2 separate regions of the Homo sapiens genome follow, and region 1 is linked to region 2. A link is a loop called in an ENCODE intact Hi-C map of the cell type or tissue named here. Cell type or tissue: pancreas. All regions are shown on one strand.

Region 1 (8,000 bases), 270 kb before region 2:
TGCACCCATTAACTCGTCATTTACACATTAGGTATATCTCCTAATGCTATCCCTCCCCCCTCCCCCCTCCCCCAACCTCATGATAGGCCCCGGTGTGTGATGTTCCCCACCCTGTGTCCAAGTGTTCTCATTGTTCAATTCCCACCTATGAGTGATAATATGCAGTGTTTGGTTTTCTGTCCTTGCAATAGTTTGCTCAGAATGATGATTTCCAGCTTCATCCATGTCACTACAAAGGACATGACCTCATCCTTTTTTATGGCTGCACAGTATTCCATGGTGTATATGTGCCACGTTTACTTAATCCAGTCTATCATTGATGGACATTTGGGTTGGTTCCAAGTCTTTGCTATTGTGAATAATGCCGCAATAAACATACATGTGCATGTGTCTTTATAGCAGCATGATTTATAATCCTTTGGGTATATACCCAGTAATGGGATGGCTGGGTCAAATGGTATTTCTAGTTCTAGATCCCTGAGGACTCGCCACACTGACTTCCACAATGGTTGAACTACTTTAGAGTCCCACCAACAGTGTAAAAGTGTTCCTATTTCTCCACATCGTCTCCAGCACCTGTTGTTTGCTGACTTTTTAATGATCGCCATTCTAACTGGTATGAGATGGTATCTCATTGTGGTTTTGATTTGCATTTCTCTGATGGCCAGTGATGATGAGCATTTTTTCATGTGTCTGTAGGCTGTATAAATGTCTTCTTTTGAGAAGTGACTGTTCATATCCCTCGCCCACTTTTTGATGGGGTTGTTTGATTTTTTCTTGTAAATTTGTTTAAGTTCTTTGTAGATTCTGGATACTAGCCCTTTGTCAGATGGGTAGATTGTAAAAATTTTCTCCCATTCTGTAGGTTGCCTATTCACTCTGATGGTAGTTTCTTTTGCTGTGTAGAAGTTCTTTAGTTTAATTAGATCCCATTTGTCAGTTTTGGCTTTTGTTGCCATTGCTTTTGGTGTTTTAGTCATGAAATCCTTGCCCATGCCTATGTCCTGAATGGTATTGCCTAGGTTTTCTTCTAGGGTTTTTGTGGTTTTAGGTCTAACATTTAAGTCTTTAATCCATCTTGAATTAATTTTTGTATGCGGTGTAAGGAAGGGATCCAATTTCAGCTTTCTACATATGGCTAGCCAGTTTTCCCAACACCAGTTATTCAATAGGGAATCCTTTTCCCATTTCTTGTTTTTCTCAGCTTTGTCAAAGATCAGATGGTTGTAGATGTGTGGTATTATTTCTGAGGGCTCTGTTCTGTTCCATTGGTCTATATCTCTGTTTTGGTACCAGTACCATGCTGTTTTGGTTACTGTAGCCTTGTAGTATAGTTTGAAGTCAGGTAGTGTGATGCCTCCAGCTTTGTTCTTTTTGCTTAGGATTGTCTTGGCAATGCGGGCTCTTTTTTGGTTCCATATGAACTTTAGAGGAGTTTTATCCAATTCTGTGAAGAAAGTCATTGGTAGCTTGATGGGGATAGCATTGAATCTATAAATTACCTTGGGCAGTATGGCCATTTTCAGGATATTGATTCTTTCTATCCATGAGCATGGAATGTTCTTCCATTTGTTTGTGTCCTCTTTTATTTCGTTGAGCAGTGGTTTGTAGTTCTCCTTGAAGAGGTCCTTCACATCCCTTGTAAGCTGGATTCCTAGGTATTTTATTCTCTTTGAAGCAATTGTGAATGGAAGGTGAACTCACTTTCTTAAAATGTGTAACCATCATTGATGTTAACTTGATACACAATTTTCTTCTCTCTTCCCTCTTTCCCCTATCCACAAGCATATTAATATAATATTTGTAAGGAAAGTACCCAATTATTTTCTTTCTTTTCAGAGGAGAAGCAGTTATTGATGATCCCCAAATTCAGTATTTTCTCAACTCTATCAGACTGAATGCCATCTTTTTATAACAGATATCTTCTAAAAGAGTCTTTACTTTCCTTAAATGAAATTTATAGATAATATAACCTGCCTACACAGGTAAATAGAAAAACATCAATATAATCACATCATAAAAGAGAAATAAAAGTAATTTATAATATTGTCTATTTTGATATGTAAGGACATTAACATTGCCTACACTGTAAGAAATAGCAAAGTGATTAGAAAGTTATACTTGTTGATATAATCACCATGGATGGAGACTGATATGGGTATGTTTTACCTGTGATTCAAATACCATGGTGATGAGGTTTTCTGAAATGGTGACCCAATCTTTGTTAAGTTCTATAAAAGAAAAAGGAAAAGCTCCCCTTGGTACATGTTACTGTATTTCTTCCATTATAGGAAATACATTTCACATTTCTTAAATCAGGATGTGTCTTACAAGCACTGTCAGCCATGTGTCAGTCATTGCATCATTACCATCATCACTGCCTGAGCATGTGTGTATCCGGTTATTGTTACCAATTTCTGGACAAACTAAAGATCATCTGAAGAAAGAATATGTGCTGTTTGTTGCCTTAAAACTTTCCATTAATCTCTTTGAAAGACTCAAAAAAGTACTGACATCAAAACTTACAATAATTTATGCCTGGCTTGAATTAAAACTCTTCTAGACAGAAGAGTTGAGCACTGTTCTAGGAAATATTGCATCATCAAAACACTTGATAGCAGAGAGGATAGTATTGCTTGGAAAAAAATATGGATATTGACACCTCTGAGCCAAACTTTCAGTAAATTTTGTGAATATGAAGTTTTATGAATACCTTAACAATTTATTTTGCTTTTCCCTTTCCTTTCATTTATTTCCAAGTATGATATTTTATTTCTGTCTAAAGCCTAAAAGAGTTCTTTTTAAAAACATAAAATAATTATGTATAAGAATGCATCATGTCATAGTTTAATTGGCAGTGTTTTTTCTCCTTGTCTTCCTTTCTTGGTGATACTTAAATAATACTTTGTTTTACAATTGATGTCTCAAATTAGATGAAATACCATAATTTCCTTCCTGGAAAGTTTATTGCACATTAAATCAGTGTAAACATGTTTAGTGTTTATATGTAAAATGTTAAATTCGAGGCTCAGATAAATATAAATAGGTTTTCCCTCTGGGAAGGAGAGCATTTTTTGTTGAGGGAGACTTCCCTTGGATAGTATGATATCTAGCATCCATGACACCACCTAATAAAAGTAGCAACTCTCATTTTTTGTAATTACTAAAATTCACATCTACAAACTTCCAAGACATCCTTAAGGAAGGTGCAGCTCCTGCTGAGATTGTCACTTTTAAATACTGCTAGGCATGTCATTCCTATTGATGCTCACTAGAGGGAGCAACTGGTCTTTAAGAAAGTGATGTATCTAGTCTCTGATGGAAGAACTATGGGATGGTCTTTCACTATAAATTAAATACTTTTTTATTTAAATTGAATCACAAACTTTTATTCCCACTAAGCTGTAATTGTTACAATGTATTTTTCTCAGACAAGTTTAGGTTTATTATGATGGCTCCAATACTCAAATTGTTTACGTATCTCATAGGAGCCTGCCTACAAAGTCCCTACGCAGTCATGAATCTGATTTCAAGTTACAGCTCTCCTACTCACTAGCTGTTTGACTGGAGCTAGTCATCTTTCTGAGCCACAATTTCCTCATAGGTAAAATGGAGATTATAATACATATTTCACAAGCCTATTATGAAAATGAAATAAGATATATATAAAGTGTACTATAAGCTTTCAATGAATAGAAGATGGTAATATTATTTGTATTATGCTAAAACTTAGGCATATTAAAGTTAGACTATTGTGCAAGGTATAATCTGGCACTAAATTTTCAATTTCCTGTACACAGCTAACTATATAGAATTTCAGAGAAGAATATAATCCCTGTGGATTAGAGTGGTCAGTGGAAGAAATGAGCCTTGACTTATATTCTGCTATGGGTGAGCATTGAATAGCTTGAGAAAGAAGTGGGGCGTGAGGACATAGTAACCATACTTGTCCACTGCTCCAGCTATTTCAACATGCATTCAAGACCTGCACTGTCCAATACTATAGGCACTAGCCATATGTGTCTATTTTGATTTAAATTAATTAAAATGAAGTAAAGTAAAAAATTCAGTTCATCAGTCACACTAATTACATTTCAAGTACTTATTAGCAACATCTGACTAGTGGCTGCTATATTGGATCTCATGCAACATTTCATCATGGCAAGAAGTTTGTTGGACAACATTATTCTAGACATACAGCATCTTCAAGTGGTGGAAAAAGGTGTAGTTGCTGGAACTAAAATGCCATACCACAGAGGTAGCAGGCACACATTTTATAAGAGTCTTAAGGGAAAAAAACACCTTTTGAAATTCATACTAGCAGCATTTTTGAGCAAAAATTTTGTGTGTTTATAATTGGGAGTATATAAGTAGAAGTACTTATCCACTGGCTCACATAACATAAAAAGGATAATCCAAATATTATGTTGCTTCACTATAAAACTTACATATTTAAAATAAGTTACAAAAATCTGAGCCATTACCCTTCAGAGAGAGGAATGAAGCTAAATGGGTCAAATTCAGGAAGTGTTAGTTGAAAAATATGTGTAATTAAATTAGTTATTTAAATAACCAATAAAATGTGTACTTGGTGGGACAAACCCCTACTGTATTTTTAGTAAGGTAAAATGGTAAGGTATAATAATTTAAAAGAAAATTTAAAAATAATGTACATGAAACAATGAAAATACTTGCATAGATTTTTTAAAGTCACTATGAATCATAGTGATTTGTTTGTTACTATACCAAAAATTCACAGTCAAGCCATTTAATAAACATGACTGTTATATGTGAAAGCATCTCAATATCCTAAGATTAAGCAATTTCATGCAAAGGAAATATTTCTGTGTATTTTTTAGGTAGTATTTAGATCTGCAGCTAAAACCCTTTAAACATTTTGTTAGTTGCCATTCATTTAAAACTCCAGAGCTCATGTATCATACAAAAATATCAGAAATTTCTTTTTTAAATGGAAATATAGTCCTAGGGTCAAAGAACCTTTTCAGAACAACTAGACCTTCATGATAAAAAAAATAAAAATAATAAAAAGTAAAGAAAACCAGCCCTCTTGTTTTAAAACAAAATTCATCAAGGTCATTTACTACTTTCCACATACAAATTGATTCAATATGAAAAGTTCATATTATGGTATCCAGCTTAATACTTTGGTTGTCATAACACTTCATCCATTAGCTGAGAACTCTGCCTTGTGAGTTCTTTGGCTCTGAGACTATATTATAACTTCACTGGGTTTGTAAGCAAGCCATTCTATGCACATCTGTTTTAAAAATGTGACAGGTTGATTTGAAAAATACCATATTTCATTCATCATCATAAATAGAAATATTTATATTTATTGAATATTTACTACATAATAGATACTGTGTTAAATGCTTTTCATATATTATTTAATTGCCTCACCCCTCCATTACATAGGTAGTATTCACCCTGTTGTGAAGATTAAGAAATCCCAGAGATATCAGGTGACTTGCCTAAAGTTACATGACTAATAAGTAATGGAGTATGGATATAAACCCAGTTTATTGGCTTCAAAGCTCTTTGTACTATGCCATGTTGCTTTTCTGATTTCTTGAAATCTTTGACAGTAACCGGGGAACTCAAGGGTTACTGCCACCTATTTTCTAATAACTTCGTTTTCTTGGATCTGTATCATTAGTGCCTAGCACCTAGAAGATTCTTAGGCAGTGTTGGCTGCATTGATTGAATGATTCCACACTGATGGCTAGCTTAAACAGCCATGGAAACTTTAATTATAATATATTAATCTAAACAGGACATATGGTTTTTAGGAGTTAAGTGCCCTCAGGGGAAGCATTTACTAAATGTGGGGCACATTTTAAAAGTAATATCTCCTGCTACTGCTGATATTTCTAAATTAACAGTATTTCTAGATTCTCAGACTTGGGGTTCAGAGATTTCACTTGCTGATTAATTAATTCAAGGATATAAGAGCTCTAGCAAATAAATATTTTATTAATTTGTACTGTTCTACACTCAGGAGCAATTATTGAAAATCAAGGTTTGTTATCAGGAAATACATGAAGTCTTATTTGGAAATAATTCCTTAAAACTCATCCTGAGAAGAGACAATCTGCATCCTTCCCACTTAGTATATCATCTACCCATTTGTGGTCTCTCATAATTGGAAATATTTCCCTAATTCCAAAAGCAGAAAGGAATCCTCTTAACTGCTAACTTCTCTCCCAAAGGGAGAAACTTTTTCCAGCCAACCTCAGTGAAATTGTTGATTGAATGCTGATCCTAGAACTGCATTATGAATGCAAAAAAGTAAACAAAGCACCCATTCTAAGTTTGCTCAATTTTCTGGCCACCACTGTGCTCTGCAATGTCATCTGTAGCACAGAAGATTGGAGGCGTAGACTTGAGACCAGACCACTTCGTCTGTTCTTTCCAAACTCTCTAAATTCAAAACATTTGTTGAGGTTTATGCAGGACACAAGAGTTGTGGGATGGCATACAAAAATCTGAAAGTCATGGACTTTGTTCATTAGGGACCACAGTGTTGTGGAGAAGATAGACACAGAAACACATAATTATAATACCAGATGAAACAAACAATTATAATACCAGATGATACCAATAATTATAATACTAGGAGAGTGTTGTTCCAGCAAGAGAGATGTGGACAAAGGGCTTTGGGTGCACAGAATAGGAAATTTGTATTCCTATATTGATAAGAGAGCTTGGTAAGAATTCAGAGGTGATAATTTTGAGATGAGTCCTAATAAGAAAAATAAAATTATAATAAGAGAGAGGGGGTGAAAATTCCAGGTTGACTAAAATACCCTGAACAAAGACTCAAATACAAGTAGAAGTCCAGCCAGCTTGAGGAAATGACTGAAAGATAGGGAGATTAGTTGGGGGTGATGGTTAGGTAAAATGGAATCTGATAGTTAAAGGCTTTTTATTATACATTATTATATGTTTATGATATATTAAATATAATTATATATATACATATTTGTTAATCCTATGGGTATTAGAGGATATTGGAGGCTTTTAAACAGGGGATTGACATGGACAGTGTCAGAAAATAATATTAATTGCCATATGGAAAATGATGTGAAGGTTATATGATTAAAGGCTGGGATATCAGTTGTGAAGTATTATAAAAATGCAGGCAAGGGTAGATGAGGATATCTTTAGGAATGTAGTAACTGACAACAGAATATGTCAGATAAATTGTAGAACCAATTGAAAAACTAGATATGAAAGTAGACAAGAAGTTAAGGAAGACTGATTTGTTTAGTTTGGGTAACAAGGATGGGTGGAAATGTGATTGAGTTATGGAATACAGGAAGAAGATCGGGTTGTAGTGGGAGGAGAGATCAACAGTTCAGCTACAGACAAGGAGAGTTTCATGTGACTCTAGGGAGATGTTGGGTATTTGTAGATCAGATAGATTTGGGTATTTGTAGAGCAGGAGAAGAGTGGGGTTTACAGTTAGACTTGGAAATCTTGAGTGTTTAGGTGATAGTTGACATCATCAGAGTGGACGAGAACACCAGGAAGACAAGTAGAGGAAGAAGAAAGGAAGGCCAAAAATAGAGCTCTGAGGAACACTGACGTGAAAGAAACAGATGAGGTGGCACAAGTAGAGGAAACTGAGAAATAGCCATTAGAGGTAGGGAAAGAACCAGAAGAGTGTTGTTTCAGTATGCAAGGGAAGAATGGACTTCAGGAAGCTAAGGTTCAAGGGATGCAGCCATATTGAGTGAGATGAAGACTGGGAAGAAAAGTTTCCGAATTGGGCGGCAGCTATACAGCATGGGTGTCTTTAGTGAGAGCAATTTCAGAAAAGTAGCAAGACAGAAAAATTGCAGAGTTGAAAAAATGAATGATAAATGAACATATAGATAGTGTGTGAGGCCAGTTCTTTCATAATTGTCAGTATAGAAAAGGGGAAAGACTGGATGACAAGTTCAAGGAGATGCAGGGTTGAGGGAAGAATGTTTGTA
Region 2 (8,000 bases):
TTGATTCATTCCTTTGTTGATGAACATTTGGGTTGTTTCCAGCTTTTGGCTATTCTAAATAGGGTTGCTATGGACATTCATGTGCAAGTTTTCATGTGGACATGTGCTTTCATTTCTCTTGTGTAGGTAACTAGGAGACACACGCTTATGTTATATGGCAGATGTATGGCTACCTTTTAAATAAAATAACAATTTTCCAAAGTGGTTACTCCATTTCACATTCCCACCATCAGTGTATGAGAATTTCAGTTGCTCTGCCTCCTTGCCAACATTTGGTATGGCTAGTCTTTATTTTAGACATTTTAGTAGATATGTAGTGACATCTTATTATAATAATATATAGCTTTAGTTGTATATTTTGAAATAAAAATTAGTTATTTCTGAATTGAATGGACTTTTAAAAGATTATACTTGTGCCCATCATTATTTTTTGCTCCTGTGTCTTTCCTTGGGGCTCATTTTCCTTTTTGCTGTAATATATCCTTTAGTAATCCTCCTAATGAGGTTCTGTGGATGGTAAATTCCCTTAGCCTTGATGTGTCTTTATTTTGCTCTATCTTGAATGATAGTTTGGCTGGTACTAAGCACTCTGAAGATAATATCTTCTGGTCTTTATTGTTATTGATGAGAAGTCTGCTGTCAGTCATTGCCGTTCTTTTGTAGATTATCTGTTTTTTTCTTTCTGGTAGTTTTAAAGAATATCTATTTTTTCACATTCTGCAGTTTTATTCTGTGTTTAGTTGTGCGTTTATTTTTCTTTATATTGCTCAGAATTACCAACATTCTTCAGATATAAGAACTTTTCTTTGATTCTGCAAAGTTCTCAGTTATTTCTTCTTCAAATATTGCCTGTCTATTCCTTCCTTTTTTCTTCCAGAACTCCTACTAGACAGATTGTGTAGTTGCTTAACTGTTTTCAAAAATAATTATTTTATTTCTTTGTCTGTACTGCATTTTGGGTGAATTTCTCAGTACTACATTTCCTTTCACTAATTATGTATTTAACCATGTCCAGTTAAAAGTTTATTTGAGAAGAGAAAATGTATATCATATTCACTTTTTATAAACCCAGTCAAGCCTAGTTCAGTGCCCTTTATATAGAAATTCTATAATAAATATTTACTGGTTAAATACACACAGAAAACATCTTACTTTTTGTTTATAGATATATAACTTTATTAAAAACCAAATATCGGCCGGGCGAGGTGTCTCACACCTGTAATCCCAGCATTTTGGGAGGCCGAGGCGGGCGGATCACAAGGTCAGGAGATCGAGACCATCTTGGCTTACACGGTGAAACCCTGTCTCTACTAAAAATACAAAAAATTAGCCAGGCGTGGTGGCGGGCGCCTGTAGTCCCAGCTACTCACGAGGCTGAGGCAGGAGAATGGCGTGAACCCGGGAGGCGGAGCTTGCAGTGAGCCGAGATCGCGCCACTGCACTCCAGCCTGGGCGACAGAGCGAGACTCCGTCTCAAAAACAACAACAACAACAAAACAAATATCACATTTTCATATAACAAAAAGATACATATAAACAAATCTGCAACTTAAATTTTTAAGCAGCATATAGCAATATTCTGTCAATGCAAGCAGATTTAAAATTTTTATGCAAAGTTAGAATATTTTGTTGTGATTTGGCTTTAGGGGCATCTAGCCTTGTTCTTTCCTTGGGGAAATCTTTTGAGCTCTTCTAGCAGAACCCTTAGGAACATTCCAGCCAGCCCTAAATTTTGGATTGCTCTAGTATTTAATAATTTCCATTATTCATTTTATTATAATTTTATGGTGACGAGATTCTAGTCTAGTACAAGGTTAAGAATGTCTCTGTTTTGCTTTCAATGCTCTATTTGCTGGTGCTCAGCATTTTGTGTCATACAAAGCAGCACATAGAAAGATGGAGGCAGTCTGCTTTCTAAGCAAGCCACCCTCCTTTTATTATAGTTAAAAAAAAGAAACTCCCCCCTTCACTCATACCTAAAGGAGCTCTCCCTCAATTTCTTTCAGCTGTAATCAATCTGAGCTCAGGGTTTTCAAAGTACACAAGGAAAGATGCTAGAATCCTTTAAACATGTAAGGATGTTGGATCACTTGACACAACCAGTTAAACCAGTAAGATCCCATAAAATGGTTATAGCTGGTGGAGTCTAATGATCAGAAAGGGCCACAAGCTGATTTGTGTAACAGCTTCCCAAGATGTGCCCAACTCTCAACAATATTGTGTCTTCTCTGCAGAGAAATGGAATATTTATCAATTCTTTAATTGCAGCCTTGACTATTGGTGGGCAACAACTCTTCTCCTCTTCTACATTCAGCTGTCCTTGTCAGGTTGGAAAAAATTTCTATTATGGTTCTGCTTTTCTTGTCATTCCTGCCTTGATCCTTCTCGTTGCTGGCTTTGCTCTGAGAAGCCAAATGTGGACAATTACCGGTGAATACTGCTGCAGCTGTGCCCCTCCATACAGGAGAATCAGCCCCCTAGAGTGCAAGCTGGCTTGCCTTAGGTTCTTCAGCATCACTGGGAGGGCAGTTATTGCTCCTTTAACTTGGCTGGCGGTGACCCTGCTGACAGGCACGTATTATGAATGTGCAGCAAGTGAATTTGCATCTGTGGACCATTACCCAATGTTTGATAATGTCAGTGCCAGCAAACGAGAAGAGATCCTGGCTGGGTTTCCATGTTGCAGATCAGCTCCTTCTGACGTGATCCTAGTAAGAGATGAAATAGCTCTTCTGCACAGATACCAGTCACAGGTAAGTTTTTAGAATTTTTTTCCCTCTGCTATGTTATCCTATAGAACTACAGTCAATGGAAACATTTCAGATTCCTACTGCTTCTTATATTCTCTGATTATAGAACACAATACTAGATGCTGTTCATCAAAGTGAGTTCTACTGAGCAAATATATATAGTTAGGATGTTGGGCTTTGGAGTCAGCAGAACTGAGTTTTAGTCTTGCTTTGCCACTTATTAACCTGCAAAACCTTGAGTAAAATGGGGATATTCATGGCACCTACCACATGGGGCTGCTGTGGGGAATACATTACCAATATATCTGGAGTGTTTAATATGATTTCTAGAATCTATATTAAGAACAATAGATTTTAGATGTTATGAATATTATTATTGCTATATTAGTAAATCCCATTTTCTGTATATATATATTCTTAAATATGCATTCTTATATATTACTATCTCATCTAAAATTATAAGAAGCTTAATTATGATGAAAAATAACTCCAGTTATGATTCTAAATTTGGTGTCTATGGATAGGTTTATGTCAGAAAGTGAGGTGGGGTGGGAAGAAAGCCTGAACCCTACTACATTTATAGGTTGAATTTTAAAAGTGCTATTGTGCATTTTGTCAGTAGAAAGAGTGACACTGCTGTCATCAATTTCTCCAAGGGATCTGAGGAAAAAACACATTTTGAAATCATCATCATATAGTAAAAACATGGCTTTTTAAAACTACTTATTGCAAAGGCGTGCATATTTTTTGACTGGTAACCTTAGAGTTATTACATTTCAGAAATGCTAAAGTTATTTCGTTGGGAAAAGCTACTATCAAGACACAGAATATCAAGTTATTGCAATATGGCCCAGTTTTTAAAAAGTTAGAAATACCATTAGATATGCTCTGTCTTAACTTTTTTAATACTAGCCCTAATGCTCAGAGGAGCTATGTAAAAATATGTGAAAATTCAAAAAATCAATAGAAAAATTATAACTTAAAATAATTTTCTTGCTTAAGAAAAGCTAAAATGTAACACACATTGGTAAGATTTTCTTAAAGTCAAAACAAAATGTGTTATTAAACGCATACACAGATTTCTGTGAAAAGACAGTTTTACAGTTCTGAGTACCATTGCCAGTAGATTGTTTGGTTTTGTGACAACAAAGCTTACATTTATTGATGTACTTATCACATACTGTATAAATATTTCATATCTTAATTTAGTCCTGATAATATTGAGAGACTGATATTACTACCCCATTTTACAGATAAGTAAATCAAAGCTCAAAAAGTTTATGTAACTTGTATAATTCAGGGCTAATAAACTGGATCAAGATATCCCAAGATCATGCTATTTCCATTTCACTAGGCCATCTTCTGTGACTGTCTCAGTCACATTTCAAGAATATACATTATTTTTCAGTTAGATTTTTGTGAATTGACCACAAAATCACCTTGAATTCAAATCTTTTCTTTGCCCATGCCCTATTCTAAAATATCTTCCTCACATTAACTTCACTCCATGTCAATCTGCCTTCTAGATATATGCCAAAAATATCTTTCTAAGTGCAAATTGAATGATGAGATCCCTTCCCTACTGCATATAAAGCCCTTCAGTGATTTTCTACTAGCCTAAGAACAAACCCACTTTCTTGGCATAACATGCAAGGCTTCAACATCTGGCCCTTGACCACTTTTACATGACTCCTATGAGCATGTGAGTCCAAATGTGTTGAGGTTCTGCCAACTATTCATGCTATTTTCCTTTACCTTCTTAGAACTCTCTTTACCTTCTTGCATTTGATGAACTTCTTTTTAATAATTTAGGCTTTTGCATTATCTCCTCTGGGAAGTATTCCCTGATAATCCTTTCCCTTAAGTGAGTTCATTCCATTGTGCTTCCTCGGGTGCTCTGATTACTCATATCAAAAACTATCCCATTGTACCATATTTCTTGGATTGCTCATTTGTCTCCTTTTTTAGGCTTAAAAATTATAGAGAAAATGAATGCATCTTTAATTATTCACATCTGAGTTCCCCATAACCAAGCACATGTATTACACATGGGGGAAGGTCAACCTGGAGCTCAGTAAATGATTGTTTATAGGTTAATGGGCATCTGAGATGGCTTTTCCTCCGCCATGCTGGCCTCTGTTTAGTTAAATGGTAATAAATACCACTTTGTAGGTTTTAGCCTCCGTAGAGTACAACTATCCCACTGTGCACACACTGGAAACTTCAGGCCTGTTGGTAAATCACAAGATGCAGAAGAGGCCTTCACTACCCAAGCTGTGGCTGCATACTGCTAGCGTCCCTAAATATGTGGAACTTACCTCTCTCACTTTACATAAGAAGTGCAAAATATTGAAAACAGTAAAATGAAAAGAAAAAAAGGATTCTAAGAATAGAAAACAGCCATTTGATTCAATCTTTAAAAGCCGACACTAAATAGTCTCAAAAACTAGTTCATTTTCCTTTTAAAGTATGTTTCAAAGACACATAATGAGACTGGTCAGCAAATGATTATTTGAGGACAAGGGAAATGAAAAGGAAAACAATATGTTACTACATGGCACAGTGACTATGCTATTCATTTATTTTTAATCTTTTTTTTTTTTTTTTTTTGAGATGGAGTCTCTCTCTGTCACCTGAGCATTATTATGGCATGATCTGGGTTCAGCGCAACTTCTGCCTTCTGGGTTCAAGAAGTTCTCGTGCCTCAGCCTCCCGAGTAGCTAGAATTACAGGCATGTGCCACCATGCCCGACTAATTTTTGTATTTTTAGTAGAAATAGGGTTTCACCATGTTGGCCAGGCTATTCTCAAACTCCTGGCCTCAAGTGATCCGCCTGCCTGACCTCCCAAAGTACTGAGATTACAAGTATGAGCCACCACACCCAGCCAACTATGCTATTTATAATACATTTAGAAACATGAGTCTCTTCACTGACTTGCTTTTTAGCTGCAAAAGATAAGAGGAAAGTGCAATTCAGGAAAAAATATCAGTGAACACCTGTTGGTACATCATTGAAAATGCCTTAGAAGGTTACTATTATTATGTATCATATCATTTTCATCACCATCATTATCAAATACTTATTAAACACCCAAAGAATGCATAGGCCTATAACTGATAGTTGAGAAGTAAGGTTGAACTAAAAGCAAAGAAAGGTATGTATCATATGTAAGGTTAATTGGTGGGTTATAGCATCTGTCACTTCAAGGACAGTACTTAGAATCCATTCCAAGTTAACTGGTCAAATTTCTTTGTAACTCAAAAACGAAGTTGAAATGGCTGGGCCTATGCCCTCCATCAGACCTATTTCCAAATCATATCATTAGCACGTTGTTGATATACTAAAGATGGGAAAAGCAAATTTTATGTCCATATTTTAGTTCTTAGGTTTGTAGGAATCCCCCCTCCCATGGCTGTTGCTTGAATATTTGATGCATTGATACTTCCTGTTTTTCTTTTTAATAATGATGTGAAGATGCTGGGTTGGATTTTGATCACCTTGGCAACCATTGCTGCCTTAGTCTCCTGCTGTGTGGCAAAGTGCTGCTCTCCCCTCACCTCTCTGCAACATTGCTACTGGACCAGCCACCTCCAGAATGAGAGAGAACTCTTTGAACAAGCAGCAGAGCAGCACTCTCGGCTCCTCATGATGCATCGCATAAAGAAGCTATTTGGCTTCATTCCCGGGAGTGAAGACGTCAAACACATCCGCATTCCTTCTTGTCAGGACTGGAAAGATATTTCAGTACCCACTCTTTTATGCATGGGTGATGACTTGCAAGGTCACTATAGCTTCCTTGGAAATAGGGTGGATGAGGATAATGAGGAAGACAGATCAAGAGGTATTGAATTAAAACCTTGATTACAGCACCTTTCATGAGTCAGGTTGCTTAGCAGATACTTGGCTTTTATGGCTTTTATGATCAGGCCATTTCAATGTAATCTCTTCATCTTTTTCTTTCTCTCTGATATTTGTTTACGTAAGTCCATCTCAAATATTATTTCTAAAATCAATCTATTAGATAATTGTGCCAATCTCTCATTTTGAAATTTTGCCAATGGTCTGGTAATGCCTAGAGTGGAATGTGAAGTCACATGGAAATTTGCATCTTAGTTCTGTTACTTAGTAGCTGTGTGAAAATTAATATTTCTGAGTGCCATTTTGTCATCTGCACATTGTAGCTACCTCCTAGAGCTATTATGAGAATTAAACATGATAATACAAAGTGTTTAGCACAGTGTCTTTCATAAAAATAGATGCTAATGAATGTTACTTTCTCTCTTTCTCTTTTGCATTCCATGTCTTCTATTCACCATTTTCCCTGCCTCTATTTTCTGGTTTTATCAGTTTCTACCTTTATATAATGTCCAGAACTTTTCACAGCCTCCCCCTCTTTCTTCAGACCTAAATATCTGACCTTTTGGGAAGCAGGACAGAAACCTCTTTCTAATCCAGTAACATGTGAGGGAGAAGCCCATGCAGGAAGCTCTTGAGTTACTGTACTATAACCTGGGGACAATGATATATTATTTATCATTATTAGTATCATGTTATTTGTAGCACCTCCATACTAGGAGCATTTTTATGGCCACTACATATAAAGTTTCTTCTAGAAAGCTTCTCCACTGTGCTCTACTCCAGAGATACCATTTGTACCTTTTCATTACCAAATTGCACCTTTGCACTCAAAATCCATTTGTGAAACCAAAACTGCAGTCTGTACTTGTATATCCATTATCTGTAACTACAAAAGAGGATAATTCCTGCTTGGTGTTGCTCTGCCTGGCTTTACTAAATGCAGCCTACAGTATCTGGACAATTTTCTAATTTATCTAGATTATTTCTGTGATATATAGTGACTCGTGCCTGATTTTTGCTACGTTCACTGAAGCAACTTGCTCATTAGCAAAAATAAGTTGTCTGAGGGCATTCTGTCTATTTATTTCTTCAGTCAAAACAATGCTTACTGGACAGTGGACCAACTGCCAATAGTCAATCCAATTTTCAAGATTCACTTTCAAGGAGACCAAGGAACTTGACTATACTATCTAAAATGCAATCAATTACTTGGTAATCTACTTTTACACAATTATGGAAGGTTTTATTTTCTATAAAGTTCTGGGTCCTTGAACTTAATAGGAAGAAGCAGAAAATGAATTTTTAAGAAATCAAAATGTTTTCAGGTTTTGTTTTGTCCTTCAATAAGAGACTGCATATTGTAGCTCTTTGCTGGGACAGGAGAACTGTC

What was found. Peaks named below come from ENCODE experiments on the same cell type or tissue, not always from the same donor. Only the 100,000 strongest peaks of a DNase experiment are listed, where the experiment ranks them.
Region 1: it touches region 2 in a loop (4-fold over the local background); 57 of 110 quality-filtered maps call a loop at or near these places.

What each region holds. Positions count from the first base shown.
Region 1 is chr6:116,284,603-116,292,602 of GRCh38, forward strand. It overlaps a transcript of DSE not described here. Among named protein-coding and RNA genes, the nearest start is that of TSPYL1, 8.7 kb to the left of the region's middle. In pancreas, a CTCF peak has its summit at 3,272 (motif pointing right); no DNase peak of the experiment used is centred here.
Region 2 is chr6:116,551,599-116,559,598 of GRCh38, forward strand. CALHM4 (calcium homeostasis modulator family member 4) reads left to right here and starts at 2,153. Exons shown (of 2, transcript NM_001366078.2): 1 at 2,153-2,753; 2 at 6,227-8,000. The coding sequence starts at 2,196. The coding sequence ends at 6,613. In pancreas, no CTCF peak of the experiment used is centred here; no DNase peak of the experiment used is centred here; H3K27me3 peaks cover 1,119 bases.